2 separate regions of the Homo sapiens genome follow, and region 1 is linked to region 2. A link is an interaction called in ENCODE POLR2A ChIA-PET data of the cell type or tissue named here. Cell type or tissue: GM12878. All regions are shown on one strand. Each heading gives the region's core, and the rest is flanking DNA. Links, peaks and the distances in the headings are about the cores only.

Region 1 (10,645 bases), core at 5-5,004, 850 kb after region 2:
CTACTGTGTGCTCCGTGCTACTGCCCCTCACTTGAGATCTCCCTGGTCCATCTAGGCCACAAGCCACACCTGGCTTCACAAGGCATCCTGCCATGGAACAGCAGGCAAAGATTTAGAAGGCCACCTCAGCAAGTGCCACTTCTCAAAGATACCCAGATAGTTTTGTGGCTAAAACAAATATAGCACCCAGGTTTTCGTTATTGAATAGAAAAAGTTCAAAGCAGGAAACGTGCACTAAGAATGGACTTTCCCCCCATGGGATTGTCAGGGCCTCTCAATAGCTTCTCCAATGCCCTGGCAGCGGCCCTCACTCCCCACCTGATCTGACCTGGGCCTGCTTCTCATGCCTCATGCCAGTCTCTCCGCCACCTTGCTCCCTGCGCCTTAGCCACACAGGCCTGCCTTCATTCCTGGAACACACCAAACTCTTTCTGGGCTGCATGTCTTGGTGCACATGATGTCCCCACCTGGAGCGCATGACCCTCCCAAGCCAGCCCCCTTCCCACACTTCTCCTGACCCCTGGCTCTTCCTCACCTTCTCAGTCTGTATTTCAACATCACCTTCTCGGATCAACAATCCAACACGGGTCCCTCCGTGGTCAGTCTCTGTCCTAAGCTTGTTTCCCAACTCTCACCATCTGTAATTGTTTAATTTATTGCCAGCCCCATGTGTGTTTTTTATCTTCTCCCCTCTAGATATTTAGCTACCTAGGGGCCAGGGCCATTTCTGGTTTGTACCTCGCTGGATCTTCAAGGCTAGGAATTCTAAATGTTCAATTATCATCTGTTAAAGTGATGAAATACCTCAATAAATTGTGCATGGAGAAAAGATGCAGTCTATAAACATTTTTATTTGTACTAAACTGGTCACAGTGCGAAAACAGCTGTTCACTGGTATTGGGCATAATTATTAATTTCTAGCCTCTATTTCTCCCTACTAAGTACCCAACCAGGTTGGGTCTGTGCTCTACTGTAATGTCTTGATTAAAATGGGATTCTTTGTCATTTAACTGTTTAAAACTGGTAATAGAAATTATATCAATGATGATGGTTTGGTTCCCAGGTAATCCACAAAAATATGACTGCTACTACTGGTTAACATTCGAAGTGCTTACTGCATCCCAGGCACTGCTTTAAACACTCTCATATTTCATCTCAACCTTCACAACAGTTCTGCGAGGGAGGTATTATTATCCTTATTGACGGAGGAGTAGCTGAGGCCCAGGGGGATTAGCAGCCTGCCCATGGTGATGCCATTGGAGGGGCCTAGCCGGGGCCTAGCCAGGACCCAGCCAGGTCCCAGCCAGGTCTACCTGATGCCAGAGTGCCAGCTCTTACTCGATAGTTCATCCCTTGCTAATGGAGCCCACAGGCTAGGAGGCAGGAGAGATGAGGTAAAGCTGTCTCTTCCTGATTTGGAGTCAGGCAAACTACTGTTTAAAATGTTTTTAGAAAAAGATCGAATTCGTCTTTTGAGCTCCTCCCCGTGAGTCCAGGTAATTCCTTAATTCCTCAAGCTTGCCCTCCCTGTTCCTCAGTTTCCTCCTGCTTCCCTGGACTACTCCATTAAATGCACCGCCAGACTTGGGCATTCATGACACAACCCATCATCACCTGCCTCCCCACCAGTGTGTGTGTGCACACACTCACGTGCACGTGCTCACATTCACACACATGTGCATGCGCACACTCACATACGTGCACGCGCACAGTCACACATACGTGCACGCACACACACACATACACGCACACACGCACACACACTCTTTCAAAAGCTCCAATTTGCTCCCTCTAGCTTTCAGAAGACTCAGGGTAAACAAGATACCTAATTAAATTATTTCACCCTGAGGTGTAAAATAATTCCTTGACCTTCCTATAGATGCTAAAATGCATAACTTTTAAAAGGTAACTTATTCACAAAGCACCGTTTGAATTATTATACAGCCAAAAGAATGACCAAAATTGGATGGCAATTTCCAGAAGCATCCAGAAAGAGAGTTGTGTGGAGAAGCCATCTGGCTACTGCTCACCTGATCTTGATTTTTTTTTTTAACTGTATTCCTTCTCCATTTCTGAACTCAGCGTCTAAGGTGATCCTGACTGTGCCTCTGGTGAACGCAGGAAGGACTGGAAAACTGGGGTTGGGTGGGGAGTTGAGCAGGGGCCTTGCTAAGTGTGTGGAGCTGGAGACCACCTATAGTTTCTGGCTGGATTTTATAAAACACAACACCTTAATATGTTCTGCCAGGTGTAGTGAAAATGTGCCTGATGAACTTGAATTCTTACTTGCTTCCAAAAGCTCTATATGAAGGGGAGCCCAAATTAGGAGATGAAAACGCAGGAGAAAAAAAAACTAATAATAAATTTCAACTGCTGAGTTGTGTGGGTCCAACAAAGAGTAACAGAATTATACATCCTTCAAAGCCACGCTGGTTTTGTTGATTTCCATGTGAACCAACTGGCCTAAGCTGACCTCCATTTCCCTTCCAACGCAGTCCAGCTGTGGCTTTCAACCACGGCTCACACATCAAAATCACCTGTGGAACTTCAAAAAAAAAAAAAAAAAACAAAAAAAAAACACCTGGTGTCTAGCTCCAGCACAGGGAGCAGAGAAGAGAATCGATCAAGATCAGCCACAAGTACAACACGGCCTGTGCCACAACACAGCCATGTCCAGAGGGCAGGACGGGGAGAACTGCAAGAACCATTTGGTGGACCATCTCTTCTCCCCCACCTCCAGGACCAAGCGCGTGAGCCAGCCACCCACCTGCGCAGCCAGCCTTCATGAGCCCAGCTTTGCCAGCACCGAGGTCTGAGTACCAGGGACAAGGTGATAAATGGTCCTGGCAGACCTGCCAAAGAGCTTCCATTCTAATGGAAACCATACCAGGGAGATTTAAATCCCCCGGTTCTCTTACAAAAAAAAAAAAAAGAGGAGGCAACTGAAAAGGGTCCCCTAAGCAATTTCAGCACCAAACTTCAGTCCTATAAGCCCGCAGCTTCTCACTCAGTTTTCAGAGGACTTTTTTTTTTTTTTGAGATGGAGTCACCCTCTGTCACCCAGGCTGGAGTGCAGTGGCGCAATCTCGGCTCACTGCACGCTCCGCCTCCTGGGTTCACGTGATTCTCCTGCCTCAGCCTTCTCCGAGTAGCTGGGACTACAGGCGCCAGCCACCGCGCCTGGCTAATTTTTTTTTTTTTTTTGTATTTTTAGTAGAGACGGGGTTTCACCATGGTTTCAATCTCCTGACCTCGTGATCCGCCCGTCTTGGCCTCCCAAAGTGCTGGGATTACAAGCGTGAGCCACCGCGCCCGGCCTCTCAGAGGACTTTTTTGTGTAGTATTGGATTAAAGGAACTGTAAGAGCCTTCTCTAAATGTGGAGAGAATAATACTAGTATAAACCTCAACCTCCTCCTAATTCTTTCCATTTTCATACAATCTCTGAATTAACAAACGCACAACCCTTGCTTCCCCAATCTCATTGCAACCTGCGTGCCAGGCACTCTACAACCCGTTGCTCTACTCAATAGCCTGATCCAGACCATCAGAGAGTTTTAGTTCAGTGGTCCTTGTGTACCCCACACTCTAGGCCTGGGTGACCACCATGCTCTAACACCAACAGTTTGTCCCATCTGCATTCTGGGTGGCTTATTTTTTTTTTCATCTTTTTTTTCTTTCCCATTTGGAACAAGTGCCCATCAAAGGCTTAGGAGATATAAAAGATGTACAAGAACAACTCCAAGATCCCTTTTAAGAGTCTTTCATCTTTCTGTAAAAACTAAACCAAGATACATAACATATGAGTGTCACATATCGCATGCTAATTCAGAAGCAAGCTATATGAAGCAATAGGAAACACAGAGCCGTCAGAGCGGGAAAGCCCTGGAGGCACGAGTCAGCGATGACACCACAGGGTATTCAAGGAGCACCAATGGCCTGCAGGTGGCAGAAACAATGGAGGAACCAGCCTGAGTCAAGGAGGACTCACTAGGTAAGCTTGGGAAATAGGGCTGAAGACGTGGACTGAGCAGTCGATGGAAGGCTCGGAAGTCAGACATGGCTCACCTGCGACAGGGGCCTCAGCAAGAGACAGGTATGAGGGACACTGTTTTAGGCCCATGGATTAAAAACACGGCTGCCATCAACATTGATTCAGCCTATGTAAATGTCTGGTGCACCAGTTTATTCTCAACAAGAACTTAATCAGGGTGGCTCCTACCACCTCCATTCCTATCATCAAAATGGTTCAAAATATGCCAAAGCCCCGATGTTTACATATTAGAAATTTAAAATTGCTTCCTGACAACCTTCCAGGGCTTTTCATGTCCCTGTTTCTCCCCCTACAGAGCAGATGACTGTTCTGGGAGACAGCTGGCAGCAATGAGTACAAACAGCCAACTGTGTGGCCATCCCGTCATAATTTTGTTCCCTACACATCTGTCAACTGGGTGTCAGGCACAGGGTGTGCCACTGAGTCAAGCTACAACGAAACCAGCCATCATTCTCTGTCTTTTGAAGGGAGCCGGACACCTGGCGAGTAAATGCCATCTTGTGTAGAGTCACCCACAAGAGGGAATCTGGTGAATTCATCCTCCCATTAATTCATCAAGTATTTAGTCTGTGTCTATTAAGTGCCAGGCACTGTTCACAACAACATGGGCCTAGCAGCAAAGGACACAAAGCCACTGCCCTCTTGGGAGCCTGCATTCAGGGGCAGGCAGCCAACTGACAAACCGAGGGAAATATAGTATCAGGCCGTGCAAAGTGCCATGCAGGGAAATACAGGTAAGGCAATGGAGTGGCAGGGTGCACTATTGTGGATATTCATGAAACACCGCGCTGAGAAGACAGCAGACACCTGAAGGAAGTGAGGGACATAGCCAAGGGCTACCAAGGGAAAGAGCTTTGGGCAGACGGAGCAGCAAACACAGAGGCCTGGGGTAGGTAGGGACAGCGAAGAGGCCTGACCAGGTAAGCGGCAGGGAGGCGGCATGATCAGGAACTGGGTTATGGTAAGGCTTCCTACCCTCAAAACCACAGGGGGGAGGGCAAGGGCGAGAGGCCCCGCAGTTTGTGGTCATGGCAATACAATGATAATAACACTCCTCATTCCTTATTTAGATCTGTAAACCTTTCCTAGTCCAGTCTAATACATAAAAGAAAGAAAGAAATGTAAATAGTGGATTCAACAATAAAAGAGAATAAACCATTAGGTATACTCAGAGTATATTTTCTTCTTATTTTCTTTTTGAGACAGAGTCTCACTCTGTCACCCAGGCTGGAGTGCAGTGGCATGACCTTGGCTTACTGCAACCTCCGCCTCCAGGGTTCAAGGGATTCTCCTCCCTCAGCCTCCCGAGTAGCTGGGACTACAGGCATGTGCCACCACGCCCAGCTAATTTTTGGTATTTTTAGTAGAGACAGGGTTGCACCATGTTGGCCAGGCTGGTCTCAAACTCCTGATCTCAACCGATCCACCCGCCTTGGCCTCCCAAAGTGGTAGGATTACAGGTGTGAGCCACTACGCCCGGCCTTAGAGTGCATTTTCTACTCCAAAAAGTTCAACTCATACTTAGTGATGGAAAGTAAATTTGAACATTTTCAAATGTAATGATGATATTAACCAGTAGGGATGCCCTCAAATATAATATCCTCAATTGTTTTAAGCAGAGGACAGAATGGTCTTTTAATCTAAAACAATATTAGAATATGCAATTAAGTAGTTTTCCATCACAGTCTACACTTCAAAGGGTGATGCACCTTCCTAAACAGTCTTGGGAGAGATTCTAAACCCTGAGAGTCACTGACACATTTAACTAAAGCCACAGAACAATACATTCAGCTGGAGAAGTCAGTGATAATGTCTTCAAGCTTTACTACAAGTGGTAGAGGCAGAGTTGCTAATTTCCTGCTTTGTGGGTGCTTTGTAGCTTCTGTAGGCATCTTAATTATCAACTATATCATAAGAAATGTAAAACAAAGAAATACAAACATGATGAAATCTTCCACTTGCAGGAAAACAGATGATCATCAAATTTGGAGGCCTGTCCACAAAAGACAAAATTCTGGAAGTAGCAATCCTTTACGACAATACCACGTCAGCCACATTATTAGTTGCAAACATCCTTTCTAAATCCAGGGGTAAGCAGGGAACTAATCCCCAGATGTGAGCTGCCCTTTGCATTTCTGAAGCCACTTGAACTTCCAGCCATAAAACTGTGACACTCACACCACTGGCAAACAGCTCAGACACAATAACTCAGAAGTCGATTGCATGCTAATTTCCATGTTATTTCTCAACCATGAGAGTAGCTCTGTTATCCCATAGGACAAGATATTCTTTTGCCATTTCACTTAGATAAGAAATAGAACTTGCCTGAGCTATAACAGAAATGAGAAAAAGCAAATTATGTCTCTGCTACATGTGAAAGTTTAATTTATGCAACTTTTCTTGAACAAGTCAAAACTTGTCTATTCAATCAATGAATTACTACTGAAATAAAGCGGAAAAACTGTGAAGCTTAAAACAGCCACAGAAAGGTTACGATAGTCTGTTAAACAAATAAAAACTTGAGGGAGAAAACAGATCTTTGTTACCACTCAAATTGGAAATACTGGGGTTTTACACGTAGAAGGCAACCTACAGATGAGGGAAACAGTTTAACAGACATTTCTCTCGTAACAAAAAATACTTATTTTTTTTCTTCTGATTTTAAAAGCAATGTGCTGATCACACAAAATTTGGAAAATACAGAAAAGTATAAAGAAAATTTCCCCCATGAATGCATCATTTAAAATATTTATATTTTGATACATTTCCTTTCAACTAATACAATACACACCTCTTTTCATTTTTTAGCAAAATTGGGATATTAAATAGATAATTTATTACATTTGTAAGCATTTTACCTGTAATAACTTTTTCAATATATGGCTGCAAAATCTGCCATTACATGAATGTATTATAGGTGACTTAACTATTCCTCTATCGTCCTATTCAAAATGCAAGATAGACAAATTTTAATGTAACAGAGTAGGAAAGATCATTGCTATGGCTTCAGAATATTGTAACTAACCTTTCAGACACTACCACTCATCAGGTTTTGGTGTGGTATCAAGGAAGAATGTCCGTAATTATCTGAAAAGGTTATTTCAATTCTCTGGCCTTTCCCAATGATGTAACTGTGTGAAACTAGATTTTCTGCATACATGACCCCCAAAACAACCTACCCCGACAGACTGATTACAGAAGCAGACATGAGAACACAGCTATTTTCTATCAAAGCTGGTTATGAAACAGATTCACAAAAATGGAAAACAATGTCGCTCTTCTCACTAAATTTTTTTTTGGTTTTCACTTTAAAAAATCACTAAAGAGATAAATAAAACAATGTGAAACATTCATCTCATACTTTTTTTTGTTTTAGTAAGGTTATTCTTCATTATAAATGGCCTTTTTATTAGTATGTAACAGGTTTATTATTGTTTGTTATTTTTGAGTGAACTTTTAAAATTTCTCAGTTTCAATTTTTAACATAGTAAAATATCAATAGATATAACCAAAAAAAAGTTCTTTAAGATTCTCAAATACTTTTTTAAAACAGTGTAAAGGGGTCCTGAGGTCAAAAAGATTGAGACCCAGCAGGTAACAGAATGAAGAGTTTAACAGATTAATAAATCCATTGACATTGTGTTTGCTTGTTACTGACTTCTGCTTAAAAAAAGACTGCTCCGAGACGTTGAGCAGATCAGCGGCAGCTTTCTTGGGTAGAATTCTTCCTCTTCCGGCCACATTTAGTCTCTGAATAATTAGGCCCCCAAATACTTGATCCATTTCACCATTCTATATCAAAATAGTTTTCAAAGCAGATACTGCAGGTTTGTGAGGAAACAGTGCCCCCAAGAATCAGAGATGCAGATCTCTCACCATGACTACCTCACCACTTATTTGTTTAAAAAAAAAAAAAAAAGATAAAATATTATAAAAACATTTTTGCTGTGGTAAGGGCAAACTGATTCAGATGACAGTATCTGAAATACACTCATCTCCATGGTTAATCATCACCTATTTTGACTTCCTCCCACCCAAATTGCACAAGTTAATTCTGTGAATTCTGCAGGGCAAATGGCACCAGTTTCCTTCCACCTGTTAGTGCCCAGATCGCAACAGAAATAAGGAAACACCCATTTATTTCCTGTTACAGCTTTACTTTCTAATTACTAACAATCCAACTGAAAGGCCCAAACCTATTATAACATTACAGATATTTCTAATATCTCAAGAACAGGAATCCTACTATACCATTGTCCTACTCTTCCATATATAGTATTTTCTACACTTTCGTTCTAAAACAACAAAATGGTCACACTTGAAAAATTGGGCTGGGCTGGGCATGGTGGCTCATGCCTGTAATCCCAGCTACTTGGAAGTCTGAGGCAGGAGGATCACTTGAGCCCAAGAGTTCAAGACCAGCCTGGGCAAAATAGCGAGACCCTGTCTCTAAAAAATCAATTTAATTCTTTAAAAAATTGGGCTGAAAATTAAAACAAACTCTTTCATTAAAACACGTATTTATTGAGTGTACAGCTTGTGCCAGGCATATGTCTTGACACTGAGGATAAAGCAGTAAAACTCCCTGCCTCGTGGACTTATTTATCATAGCTTATTTTCTACTGGGGGAAGCAGGCATTCGACAAAGGAGTAGCAATGAAGTGTGCTGGGTTTTAACAGAGGAAGCCGAGGTCACCATGAGAACAGACCACAGAAGTCCAGGGAGAGCATTTGATGAAATGCAGTCCAAGGGGAGAACCCTCGGCAGACATAGGCGCATGGGCTTGGAGCACAAGATGAGCCAGAAGAAAGATGGGACTCAAGCCTGGGGTTAGCACACAGATACAAACCCAGACTCCCCGGGGAAAGAATGAGGCCAAGTGCTGAAATAGAGGACACTGAGGAAGAACCAGTTCAATGGATCAGAGAAAACAAGGAAATGTGTTACAGACTCACTGCATTTTAGATACCTGCAAAGCATGCAAGACTATAAAGGATGCACTGACATAGGTGCTTGAGCTCACAAGTTAGGTATGGGCTGGATACGTAGATATGACAGCCAAAATCCTACAGCAAACGAAGCGGCTGAAACTGCTGATATTCCTCAGCAGGGTGGCAAAAGTGTCCTCAAAATACCCAAATACAAAGGGGTGGGGAGAGGAAGGGGAGGCTGCAAAGGAGGCTGAAGGGGATAATCGAGCGAGAGAAGGAAACCCAGGGGAGAGTGTCTCAGGCGCTCAGAGGGCAGGGGGATGTTTCACAGAGGAGGATGCGCTCCACAGTGGTAAATCCCAGCTGGCAAATGCTGCTGAGAGGCCAAGCAGGAACACAACCAGAGGGCCCTGTGGAACTCGCAGCAGGGCGGACCTAAGGCCTCTCTGCAGCACTGGCTTCATGGGCATGGGACCTTCACAGCCCCCATGCCTGAGGGGCCCTACGCTTCGTTTAGTGCTTTGCTGTTACCATCTTGAAATTCTTAATTTTTGAACAAAGAACCCTGTATTTTCACTTTGCACTGGGCCCAGAAAATTTTGTAGCCAATCCTGACCCTCTGGTATCAGTTTCACTAAAGTAGCAGAGATAAAAAACAGAATCTAATGGATTGAGGAGTGAAAGGGGAATGAAAGAATAAGTAGGTAACACAGTGACTTTAAGGTGATCCCACATTCCTCTCCACCTACTGTTCACCTGTCACCTGCTTCTAACAACAGAAGATAGCAAAGGTGATGAGATGTCACTCCTGTGAAGCCATCATGCTGCAATCTTCCATCCTTGCCAGCTGAAAGGAAGTAAGGACCTGTGCGGCATGGAACTGCAGGCGACCCACGTCCCACAACTGCAGGGAAATGAATTCTGCCCATGACCTGAGGGAGCCTGGAAACACTCTTCCTCAGTCGAGCCTCTGATGAGACCACAGCCCTGGCGCCCACCTGGACAGCAGCCTGGTGAGAGCCTGAAGCACAGAAACCAGCTAGGCTGTGCCCGGGCTCCTGAGCCACGGAACTGGTGAGGGAACCAACACAGGTTGTTTATGATACTGAGTGTGCAATCATTTGCTGTGTAGCAGTAGGTAATAGTACAAGGCAGAAAGTAGAACATGCTCTCAAAATGTTTCATCAAGAGAAGGAAAGAGAAAGTGGTCACTGAAAGAGGAGAGTTCCAAGAAGAGCTTGGGTTCTGTTTTTGTCGTAAGATAGGAGAGACCTGAGCACTTGTAAATGCTCATGAGAAGGAAATACCAGGAGAGAGGTTTACATCGGAGGTGGGGCCGGGCGCGGTGGCTCACGCCTGTAATCCCAGCACTTTGGGAGGCCGAGGCGGGCAAAACACAAGGTCAGGAGATGGAGACCATCCTGGCTAACACAGTAAAACCCCGTATCCACTAAAAAATACAAAAAAATTAGCCAGGCATGGTGGCGGACGCCTGTAGTCCCAGCTACTTTGGAGGCTGAGGCAGGAGAATGGTGTGAACCCAGGAGGCGGAGCTTGCAGTGAGCCAAGATCGTGCCACTGCACTCCAGCCTGGGTGACAGAGCGAGACTCTGTCTCAAATTAAATAAATAAATAAATAAAAATAAATAAATTGGAGGTG
Region 2 (10,419 bases), core at 5,420-10,419:
GCTGAGGTGGGAGAATTGCTTGAGCCTGGAAGGTGGAGGCTGCAGTGAGCTATGATTGCACCACTGCATTCCAGCATGGGCGACAGAATGAGACCGTGTCTCAAAATAAAAGTTCCTTCTTCTGCCTGTCTTCTCAGTTACACTAGAAGATCTTTAAGGAAGAAGACCCTGCCTCCGACTTCCTTCCTTCCCCGCCACAGCACCCGACAAGGACACAGAAGCTTCGCAAGAAACATGACATTGATCACTGCTGTCTAATAGGCGACAGGCCCACTGAATAGTCACGTGTGAGATCTAGATTCTTTCCTATATCCCTGGGCTTTGGTAAAGAGAGTTTAGCAGTACTCACCAATAGGGCGACAGACGCACAGAGAACACGAACACACATGTGCAGATATATGCGTGCGTGGTTAAAGGATTTGTCCAAGGTGCCTGGGTGTTCACTGAATTCCCAGCAGAGCACAGGCATGGCGGAGGGTCTATTCCCTGCGCTCAGCCCCTTAGATTACCCAGCCCCTCATTTTTATCCTATGGAGCATCCCCTTTCTGCATCTGACCCATTGTGGCAAAGTTCATTTCACTCTTTCTGTACTTAAATTTCCCCTCTCTTACATGCCTAAGAACCTGGTCCAATTCAGTTCACCTGGAAAATGAACAGTGAGTTTCTTCTTGGCTGGAATCTTATTTTTGAAATCTCCCCGCCCACCCCACTTGGCCTGCACAGATGGATCTGTGCTCCATGGAGTGGGGCTTCTGGCCGCGAAACCCCTTGCAGGGCCCTGAGAAACACCGGATAAAATATTTTTCTGTTAAAGGCTACCATTTTCACCTGACTGTGGAGATGCAGAAACTCTCAGCTGCTCTCCACTAACTATTCCTGTAGTAACCGTGGTGCTGAGATAAGCTCTTGCCCTACACAGGAGTGGCTGTTTCAGGCAGATTACCCTGGAGGGCAAGCACGGCTTCATTCCTACCGGGTTATCATGGGCTGCAGGAACAGGGGCTACTGCACAGGTCCAAGCCCTCTCACTGGGCGGGGTAACTCCAAATCTCCCTCCTGTCCAGAGCTCATGGGGAGGGACTGCAGCTTGTTTTGAGCATCAGAAGCCATGTGTGAGCTGGAATTGGTGCCAAGTCCTCCTTCTAAGCCCAGGGCTGGAGCGTCAACAGCGCCTAAAACCCACTTTTGCTCCTCTGTAGAGTCTGATCTTTTTTCTGTCTCCCTGGGGCTACCTTCTTATTGTAAATGTCTCTGACCTTATGGAAAGTGATTTCTTAGTTGTCAGGCCTGGTTTTAGGGAATTACGCTGCTGTTTTTGGGGATGCATATAACTTTAGGTCCAGCGGCAGACAAAGAGAGGAAAACAGTGGGTATGAGCTGCCCAGACCCCAGCCACCTGGGGCTCCCTGCATTCCAACCTGGGGCCCCACTGTCTTGCATCTGACTTAAGAGTACAGGGACTTTTTACAACCCTGGTGCTCTCTGGGGTACGATTTTGGGTGGAGGGAAAAATAATTTCATTTCTTTCACATCCACCCACAATACTAACATCCTAAAATTACAGCTCCTGGAATAAAACAACGTAGCACAACTGCTTTGGTGACAAATTCATTTTCGCATTGACCGTCCTGCCTGAAATACTTTTAGAAGCTCTAATGAGGGATTCTTCAGACTCTTCTATAGCAAAAGTTTCCTATGGGGACTTACTGGTGTGTGTTACAAAGTGCTATAAAGCTTCCTTCCAGTGCCCCGGCAGGTAAGACAAACACATACACTGACACACACACACACACACACACACACACACGAGCCAGGGACACATGTGGCCAGATGAGACAGTCAGGGGATTGCTACTTACACACACGTGCGAACCCACTGCATTTATCAACACATGTAATTGAAAAGAAAGTTTCACTGTCTGATTTGAGCTCCATTCCCCAGGAGCCCCCACCCTCGCTCCCTGCTCCAAACTGACCATGAACAACGACAGCCCCAAAATAATATCCATAACACGCCCGGCCGAGAGCCACGCCATCCCGCAAGAAAAGGACTTTTCAAGCTTACCTGCGTGGGTCATGAACTTCCACGGAAAACTTCTTTTCTCTGAAGTACAGGTTTTCCAACTGTCTCCATTGGAATATCTGGACAGAAAACAGTGTAGTTTAAAACTCAGGAGGGGCTGGCTCCTGGGCCATCTTCCCCTCTCTGCTGGTTAACTTTCGACAGCTGGCAGTTTCCTTATCAAAACAGAGACCGTAGTCTGTGCCTCCTCCGCCTCTTGCTTGACACACACACACACATACACACACACACGCAGCTCTCCAGTTCAAAACCAGGCAATGTGGGTGTGGATTTTCCTGCAGGTTCCTTAACTGGAACAAAACAAGTTCTTTTCAAGTTCTCCGCCTTCGGTCGGCCTTTGTTGGTTTGGTCGTGGCAGTCCCCAGCTTGGCAGACTTTTCCCTTCCAGGAGAGGGAGGAGAGGTGGAGACCGGGGAGAGGGACCCAGCAGGGAAGGCGGCGGGTGAGGGGAGAGGAGCGAGAGGAGCGAGCGCTCAGGAGGGAGCGGTAGCCATCTGCGTGGAGTGCTGAACTGAGCTTCCTCCCCTCCAGTGCTGAAATGGGAAGGCGTTCAAATTCCCAGCCTCCCATCGGGACTCCACTTCCTGCTCACTAATGTGTAAGAGCCTTGCAAAGGGCGGAGGAGGCTGGGACCTTATTTCGGGGGCAGGCAACTCAAGATCACAGTGTGAGCCTGTCAAGCCCATTCTTCTTGCTGCAGCACAAAGAAAACCAAGAGTTCTGTCGCCCGGAAGGACGCTGCGGCCAGAGTCTCTCCCTCAAGCTTGGCCAGGGAGGGTGAGAAGTGGAATGAAGGGGCCCTGGCGGTCATTCCTCCTTCGGACCAGTGAGCTCGTTAACTGAGAAGCTGACTGTAATGTTTGGAAGTAATTAGGGCTGCATCCAATTGCTCCAGGAACGGGGTTCCTTTCATTGGATGAAAAAGAAAGTTACTTTAACCCTCTGGGAAATATCACAGGAGGTTCAACTTGTGTGCACACACATTTGCATTAATATTTGCTGGTTACTGCATCACCTTCCACATACTGGGAATTTCGGTTTATTTTGCGGAAAGAAGGGGTAAAGTAGGAATCTTGTTCTTGTCTTTCTGCGGGGAACAGCTTCCCTGGGCTCCCCCCTTTCTCTGGCCACTGAGTTAAATGCTTTTCAGGGTCTTACCCCAGAGTCCTCGGACCTCAGGCTCCTGACCCTCTCTGACCTGCTCATGTTCTGCCCACCTTAGAGACGTGATGGCCATTTCCTGTATCTGACCCACCCTGTCTTCCCAGGCTGGGGACACTGCTAGTCAATGGTTGGCTAGTGGACCTAGCACCCCATATAAAACTGGGCTGGAATAAAAACTGCTTCTGGAATGGCCACATTCTTTTATCCTCACAATCTGCTCTCTGGAATTTTACAATTATTTTGTCTGCGTTAAGTACTGGGAAGGAGAATATCTATTATCTCTTATTACAGAGTTGCCTCTTTTGTCCCCGGCTCAGAGTGCATTTCACTCTGAAGCCCAAGGAAATTGTATTTTTCTTTCTTGTTAAGCATCAACTCCAGGTGGGTGGAGAGACACTGCAAGGAAAGCAAATGGCCCAAAGCTCTATGTTGGCTGACAGCTTTGTGTCAGAGATTCAACAGCGCCTTAGCGGAGTCTATTACTAAAATACACAGACCCAGGTCTCATGGTCCTGTCTGATGCTTGGCCACTATAAATCCTTCCATTAAAACACCCAAATTTCCTCTCTGGTCCCCAGGTATTATATATTCAGCGACATTCCACCTGAACTTAGCCAGAGCTACAAAAATACCAGAATGAACAGGTTCCACGACATTGGCCTCATAGCCTGGGGGCAGTACACTGAGCAAAGCGGTCAGGCAGGCAGGCTTTGTGGTCTGACTACATCTGTTTGAATCCAAGCTCCACTACTTTTTTTTTCTGAGACAGACTCTCACTGTGTCCCCCAGGCTGGAGTGCAGTGTCACGATCTCGGCTCACTGCAACCTCTGCCTCTCGGGTTCAAGCGATTCTTGTGCCTCAACCTTCCAAGTAGCTGGGATTACAGGACTATGCCACCACACCTGGATAATTTTTGTATTTTTTAGTAGAGATGGGGTTTTGCCATGTTGGGCAGGCTGGTCTCCAACTCCTGGGCTCAAGTGATCTGCCCGCCTCGGCCTCCCAAAATTTTGGGATTACAGGCGTGAGCCACCGCACCCAACTCAGGCTCTAAGCTGCTGGACCTGACACAAGTTACAGCATTTCCTTTAGCCTCAGTTTTCCCCTCTGTAAAATGGCAAAAATAACCCCTCTAAGGTAGATCTCAGCAGCCACAGATCGTAGCACAGTACCGGCACAAAGTGACCTTAGATCTTACTATGAATCCCAAATGCTCTTACTTCTCCCAAATCCTTGCAGATTAAAAGAGAGTAACTCCAGAACAACCAGAATCATTCTTTTCTTAGATTTCCTAACTCAAGCCCTGAGTTTTGGATTTAAAAAAAAAAATATGTGTGTGCTGCAAATCCTTAAATACAGAGAATTTTTCTCCCAGTGCCTCTCCCCTCCTCTCACGTAAGGGATGTGGATGGTACTTCAATGAAAGGGTCCTGTTGGCTGCATACCACGGCGGTCCCTCAGCCGCTATCCTGCACCCGCCTTGCTCAGGCAAAGTGAAGTCTTGAACAGGATCGGCCTTCTGGGTGTGCGACCTGAGGGCCCTTTGCTCAGAAGGTCCTTGGCTTGATTTCCTGCTCTGCTGTTGATATCTTGAAATTCCTAACAGGTTTTTTTTTCTTTCTTTATATCTTTATTCTTTTTTTTTGTCTTGTTGCTATACGCTTTTTAAAAAATTAATTTCCATAGGTTTTTGGGGAACAGGCGGTATTTGGTTAATTAGTTCCTTAGTGGTGATTTATGAGATTTTGGTGTGCCCATCCCCTGAGCAGTGTACACTGAACCCACCTAATGGGTTTGATCAAGGGGCCCTGCATTTCCATTTTGCACTGGGCCCTGCTCATTGTGGACTTGATCCTGGCCTTAGGTCCTGGCATGTACTGGTGCTGGCAGGCTCTGTGGGGTAAGGTGCCTGCCAGCCTAATGGGCAGGCCTGGGAGGTGGAACCCTCAAGCCCTCCAAGAGAAGGAAAGAAAGCAGAACCAGGTGTGAGCACGCTTGAGAAAACCCCTGTGCCTTTCATGGGAAGCCCCCCTCCCCACCCGATGAAGAACCCCAGAGCAGAATGCTCCGAGGGGTTGTTTCCCTGGCAACTCCTGTCTCCCCCATTCCATGCAAAATAAAACACAAACCAAGCTTTGCTTTAAGTGCTCCCTGATGCAGTTCAGCGTGGAGAACTGCGCGTCTGCCAAAGAGCCCGAACAAAACCATCTGGACTCTGCTGCATGGCCCCGTCTGTGGCTGCTGTAGCTGCCCGTGGGAAGGCCCTGCCTCCAGCTTCTGCCCTTGGCTGCGAACCATGGAGTCCCGGCTCCCAGGCCTATCCCCGGGATGATGCACTAGACATTTTTGTGGCAGGGTGCAGAACAATGGATTCCCCCTGATGCTTGCTTTAAGCATGAATTTTTGTTTTGCAAATGCAATCCTGGGAAGGAAGGGTAAGAGTAAAGTGAAGGGATGGGTGGTTTTCAGGATCAGATTGTTGCGTTGAGACATTAGAAGGGCCCAGGAATGGGCTGGGTATGGTGGCTCATGCCTGGAATCCCAGCACTTTGGGAGGCTGAGGTGGGCAGATCACTTGAGGTCAGGAGCTTGAGACCAGCCTGGGCCAACATAGCAAAACTCCGTCTCTGCGAAAAATACAAAATTTAGCTGGGTGTAGTGGTGGGCACCTGTAGTCCCAGCTACTTGGGAGGCTGAGACAAGAGAATCACTAGAACCCGGGAGGCAGAGGTTGCAGTGAGCCAGGATCATGCCACTGTACTCCAGCCTGGGCGACACAGCAAGGCTCCTTCTTAAAACAAACACAAAAACAAAAGGGTCCCAGGAACAGAAGAGAAGGTGTGCATGTCAGAACAGTAGCCTGATCTGACTTCTCTTCACTTAGGAGGGAGGGGGTGAGCTAGGGAGCAGGAATATGAAGGCAGTAGGGACCAGGAGGGTGGAAGCAGCTGCCCCTTGCCCAGGGCCGGGGTGCAGCTTGCTGGAAAAGCATCATTTTCTTCATGGGGTCTGGGGCATTTCTGCCCATGGGCCCTTGAGGCTTAGAAGTCCTGCCTGTTAAATACCTCACTCTGAGGCTGGCAGAGCAAACACAACAATCAAATCAACAAACAGGAGATGCTCCACCTTGCCTCCCCTTTGTAAACAGGGTAAGGTGGGCTCTGACTGAGCTGGTTTCGGGGCAGCCCCGATGGTCTGCGCCACCTCAGGGGAGCCTCCCGAGCTTGCGCTGGCTCAGTGCAGCCGTCATAACCCACCACCATGTAAAGCTGCCAACACACTCTGCCTCTCCGCATAAAAACACAGCAGGCACCCATAATGATCATCAGGATGACTGGGCCGGTTCCCTTAGGGATTTGTGTAACGCCTATGGCCAATTATATCCAAGGAGCTAATTAAAAAGCTAAAATACTTAGTTCTACCAATAATCAAAGAATGTATTAATTCATACCTATTAAATCAAGGGGTTTCTAGTGCACGTCACTTAAGCATCTTTAAAAAGCCCTGCAAACATCGTTCCTTTGATCTTTTGGCATCCCTCAAGAAGATCAAGTGGGAAATTTACTTCTTGGGTGAAACAAGGCCCAGAGAAATTAAGGAAAACTGCCTAAGGCCACACAGCAAGTAAGTGAAGGAACCAGAAATAGAAGTCAAGGGCACCTGGTCCATTACTCTAACCTCTAACTATGTTGCTTTCCCCAGGAGTCCACCAATTAGTGGGAACAGCTCTTACTGACTAATGGATGGTTAACTTTACAAGTGGAATGATTTTTACAAATGAGCTACAATATGACTGTAAGTAGAAAGTAAAAAAGCAAATCTTTTTCATCCTGCACCATGGCCTGGCTTTCCTTTTATACGGTAAATGATAACAAGTATTCTTTCCTTCTATCCTTGGAGTCCTGGCTTCCTCTAGTTTTCTATACAGCAATGCTTCAATACTCAGTAGCTTTCAATACTCAATGCTTTCCATACTCCAAAGACTAAAACACAACGACAACTGTGATGAAGGACAGCCTGGGCCAGGCATGGTAGCTCACGCTTGTAATCCCAACACTTTGGGAGGCCAAGGTTGGGGGATCACTTGAGGTCAGGAGCTCGAGACCAGCCTTGTCAACATGGTGAAATCCTATCTCTACTAAAAATTAGCCAGGTGTAGTGGCACGCGCCTGTAATCCTAACTACTCCGGAGGCTGAGGCAGGAGAATCGCTTGTACCCAGGAGACGGAGGTTGCAGTGAGCCGAGATCTTACCACTGCACTCCAGCCTGGGCAACACAGTGAGACTCCATTTCAAAAAAAAAAAAAGAGCAACAACAAAAAAAACAGCCTGGATGATCTGGACTTGCGTGAAACAAAACTTAGAGGAAACCACCAAGTAGTGGCTTCCTTGAGACTATGTCTGTCCCTGTTGTTGGGACTGGCTGATACTGGATGTGGATTCTTAGTTTCTGACCTAGACTTGCCGTGACTCCCAATGCGATCACAGGTCCTCCACTTCCCTGTTCTGGGCCTCAGTATCTTCATGTATGAAAACAGGAGGTGGGAAACACTTATCCACGGAGTGCAAACAAAAGTGGGTAATAAATACTGCCTTTGAGACCTGAATGCAACAGGGTCCACTCTAAGTACTTAATGAGCAGGGACCAGTTACTGGTTTCTATTAGATGGCCTGCTGGATTCCCACATCCTGTATTTAGCTGAAGGCTGGGGCAGAGGAAGGGGCTTTGGCTCCACTGGACTTCCTCCCCAGCCAGCATTTATGGAGAGCTGGGACTGCATGTGGAGTGGTGGGCAAGCTCCCAGGACGATGTGGAAATAGACGCTTGAGAGGAAGCTCAGTCTAGTGGCTCTGATGCTTGACTAGGACTTTGGAGAACCTCGTCTTCCCCCGCTGCCCCTGAGGCTGAGTCACCAAGCTTCTTAATGATCTCCCTATGAGTAACTTCCTGTTTCATCCAGGGGGGCTATTACACAGAATCACAGCAGCCATCTGGTCCACCTCCTCCTTGCACAGATAAAGTAACCCCAGTAGAGAGAGGTTAAGGGATTGGCAGAGGTTAAATAAGTAATTGATGATGGGACCCACATCTTGTGACTTCTGGTCCTGGGCTCTTTCTAACACACCATGAAGCTCTGACAATGAACGAGAACAAAGTTGTTTCAAGCTTCTTGTTCTGAGTCTCTATATAAGAAGAATTAGACTCATGGACAGGAATAATCTCCAAGCTCAGAAGAAAACATACAAACTGAAAAACTCACTTCCTTATTTCATTTCTGCCCTTTTTACTTTCTAGAGCAGACTGGCACTTGCAAATCTTTAGACGGATTTACATTTTCAGCAAATACAAATGAGTTGTTTCACATCTAGAGGGCTGCAGGGCAAAAGAAAGGAGTCACTGAACCCGAATCAGATGGAATTTAAAATGTGAGAGCACCCAGAAAGCTCCAAACCTGTGCTCTCAGAGGACTGGATCCCATGTGCCCTGGTAAGGTTTTGCTATTGGAGCACAGCCGGTTCTAAGGGGCAACAGAAGTAGGTATATATACACATATATATAATATATATACATATATGTAATATATATACACATATATATAATATATATACATATATGTAATATATATACACATATATATAATATATATACATATATGTAATATATATACATATATAATATATACATATATGTAATATATATACATATATAATATATACATATATGTAATACACACACATATATAATATATACATATATGTAATATACATATATAATATACATATATAATATACATATATAAAATATACATATATATATATATATATATATATATATATATAAAATATACTTTTTTTTTGAGACACAGTCTCACTCTATCCTCCAGGCTGGAGTGCAGTGGCACGTTCTCAGCTCACTGCAACCTCTGCTGCCTCCCGGGTTCAAGTGATTCTCTTGTCTCAGCCTCCCAAGTAGCTGGGATTACAGGCTCCCACCAACATGCCCAGTTAATTTTTGTATTTTTAGTAGAGACGGGGTTTCATCATGTTGGCCAGGCTGGTCTCGAACTCCTGACCTCAGGTGATCCACTCGCCTTGGCTTCCTAAAGTGCTAGGATTATAGGTGTGAGCCAACATCCTGGCCCAGGTATATGTTTTTAGTGGGTTGAAATCATATGTCAGAGGTTTTTTTTTTTCTATCAGTTTTTTAGGCATTCAATATATTTTACTTTTTACAAAAAAAGAAGACAGAGGCAAGGCCCTTGGGTTTCAGGCAGCATTGAATTCCCATTCCCTTTCCAACCATTCATGTAGTAGTCTTCTACTTTGTACTGGACTGTTCTCATAGGCAAGAGGAAACACATGGTGCCTAATACATGTTTATATTTGTAGCGAGCTTACAATCTACTTGGGAAGACAAGACATACATAAAGTAGCTGTATTCATGCTACAGGAACCCATGATTCCTATAGCCAGAGATGGAAACCATCTCTGGTTTCTGTACCAGGCTTTACAAACTCTATAGAAGTGCCGCACTGCAGGCTGGGCATGGTGGCTCATGCCTGTAATCCCAGCACTTTGGGAGGCAGAGGTGGGCCCATCGTGAGGTCAGAAGTTCAAGACCAGCCTGGCCAACATGGTGAACCTCTGTCTCTACTAAAAATACAAAAAATTAGCTGGGCGTGGTGGCTCACGCCTGTAGTCCCAGCTATTCGGGAGGCTGAGGCAAGAGAATCACTTGAACCCAGGAGGCAGAGGTTGCAGTGAGCGGAGATCATGCCACTGCACTCCAGCCTGGGCGACAGAGGAAGACTCCGTCTCAAAAATAAAAAATTAAAAAAAAAAATTAGAAGTGCCGCGCTGCCTCATTCACATATATCTCATGCTTTTGTCTCAAATAATCAGTATTCATGACTCTTGTTTACTCTTGATTGTTTTGGTTTTCATTTTTAGGAGCAAGAACCCTGGGTGGGAGGTCAGGAGCCCTCAGTTCTAGCTCTGACTTTGTAGAGCCCTCTCCATCTTAGCTTCGTCCTCTCTAAAACGAGGGGGTGTGTGGGCATTCCTACATTCTGTGCATGGGTTGAAGGTCAGCATTGTAAATCCAGAGAATGTCAAGCTGCAATTCTTTGGAATTTAAAAATAAAGTAGCTTGAGTTAAACATTTCCTACC

The links. Peaks named below come from ENCODE experiments on the same cell type or tissue, not always from the same donor. Only the 100,000 strongest peaks of a DNase experiment are listed, where the experiment ranks them.
Region 1: POLR2A ChIA-PET joins it to region 2 with 7 read pairs; 1 of 35 experiments calls an interaction of 5 or more read pairs at or near these places.

What each region holds. Positions count from the first base shown.
Region 1 is chr10:14,556,551-14,567,195 of GRCh38, forward strand. The region is part of intron 2 of FAM107B (family with sequence similarity 107 member B); the gene reads right to left. Among named protein-coding and RNA genes, the nearest start is that of MIR1265, 130 kb to the left of the region's middle. RefSeq lists an enhancer at 2,210-3,087 and a silencer at 2,280-2,574. In GM12878, for the core only: CTCF peaks have their summits at 6 and 3,923 (motif pointing right); a DNase peak (open chromatin) is centred at 41; H3K27ac peaks cover 709 bases.
Region 2 is chr10:13,704,972-13,715,390 of GRCh38, forward strand. FRMD4A (FERM domain containing 4A) reads right to left here. Exons shown (of 25, transcript NM_018027.5): 13 at 2,066-2,142. It overlaps LOC105376426 (a long non-coding RNA gene), which reads left to right and starts at 5,517. Exons shown (of 4, transcript XR_001747371.2): 1 at 5,517-5,683; 2 at 6,951-7,043. It overlaps LOC124902379 (a long non-coding RNA gene), which reads left to right and starts at 2,595. Exons shown (of 2, transcript XR_007062061.1): 1 at 2,595-2,681; 2 at 2,784-3,439. RefSeq lists enhancers at 2,531-3,266, 2,675-2,724, 2,755-2,804, 6,733-7,599, 7,600-8,464 and 1 more. In GM12878, for the core only: no CTCF peak of the experiment used is centred there; DNase peaks (open chromatin) are centred at 8,370 and 8,500; H3K4me3 peaks cover 1,058 bases; H3K27ac peaks cover 3,223 bases.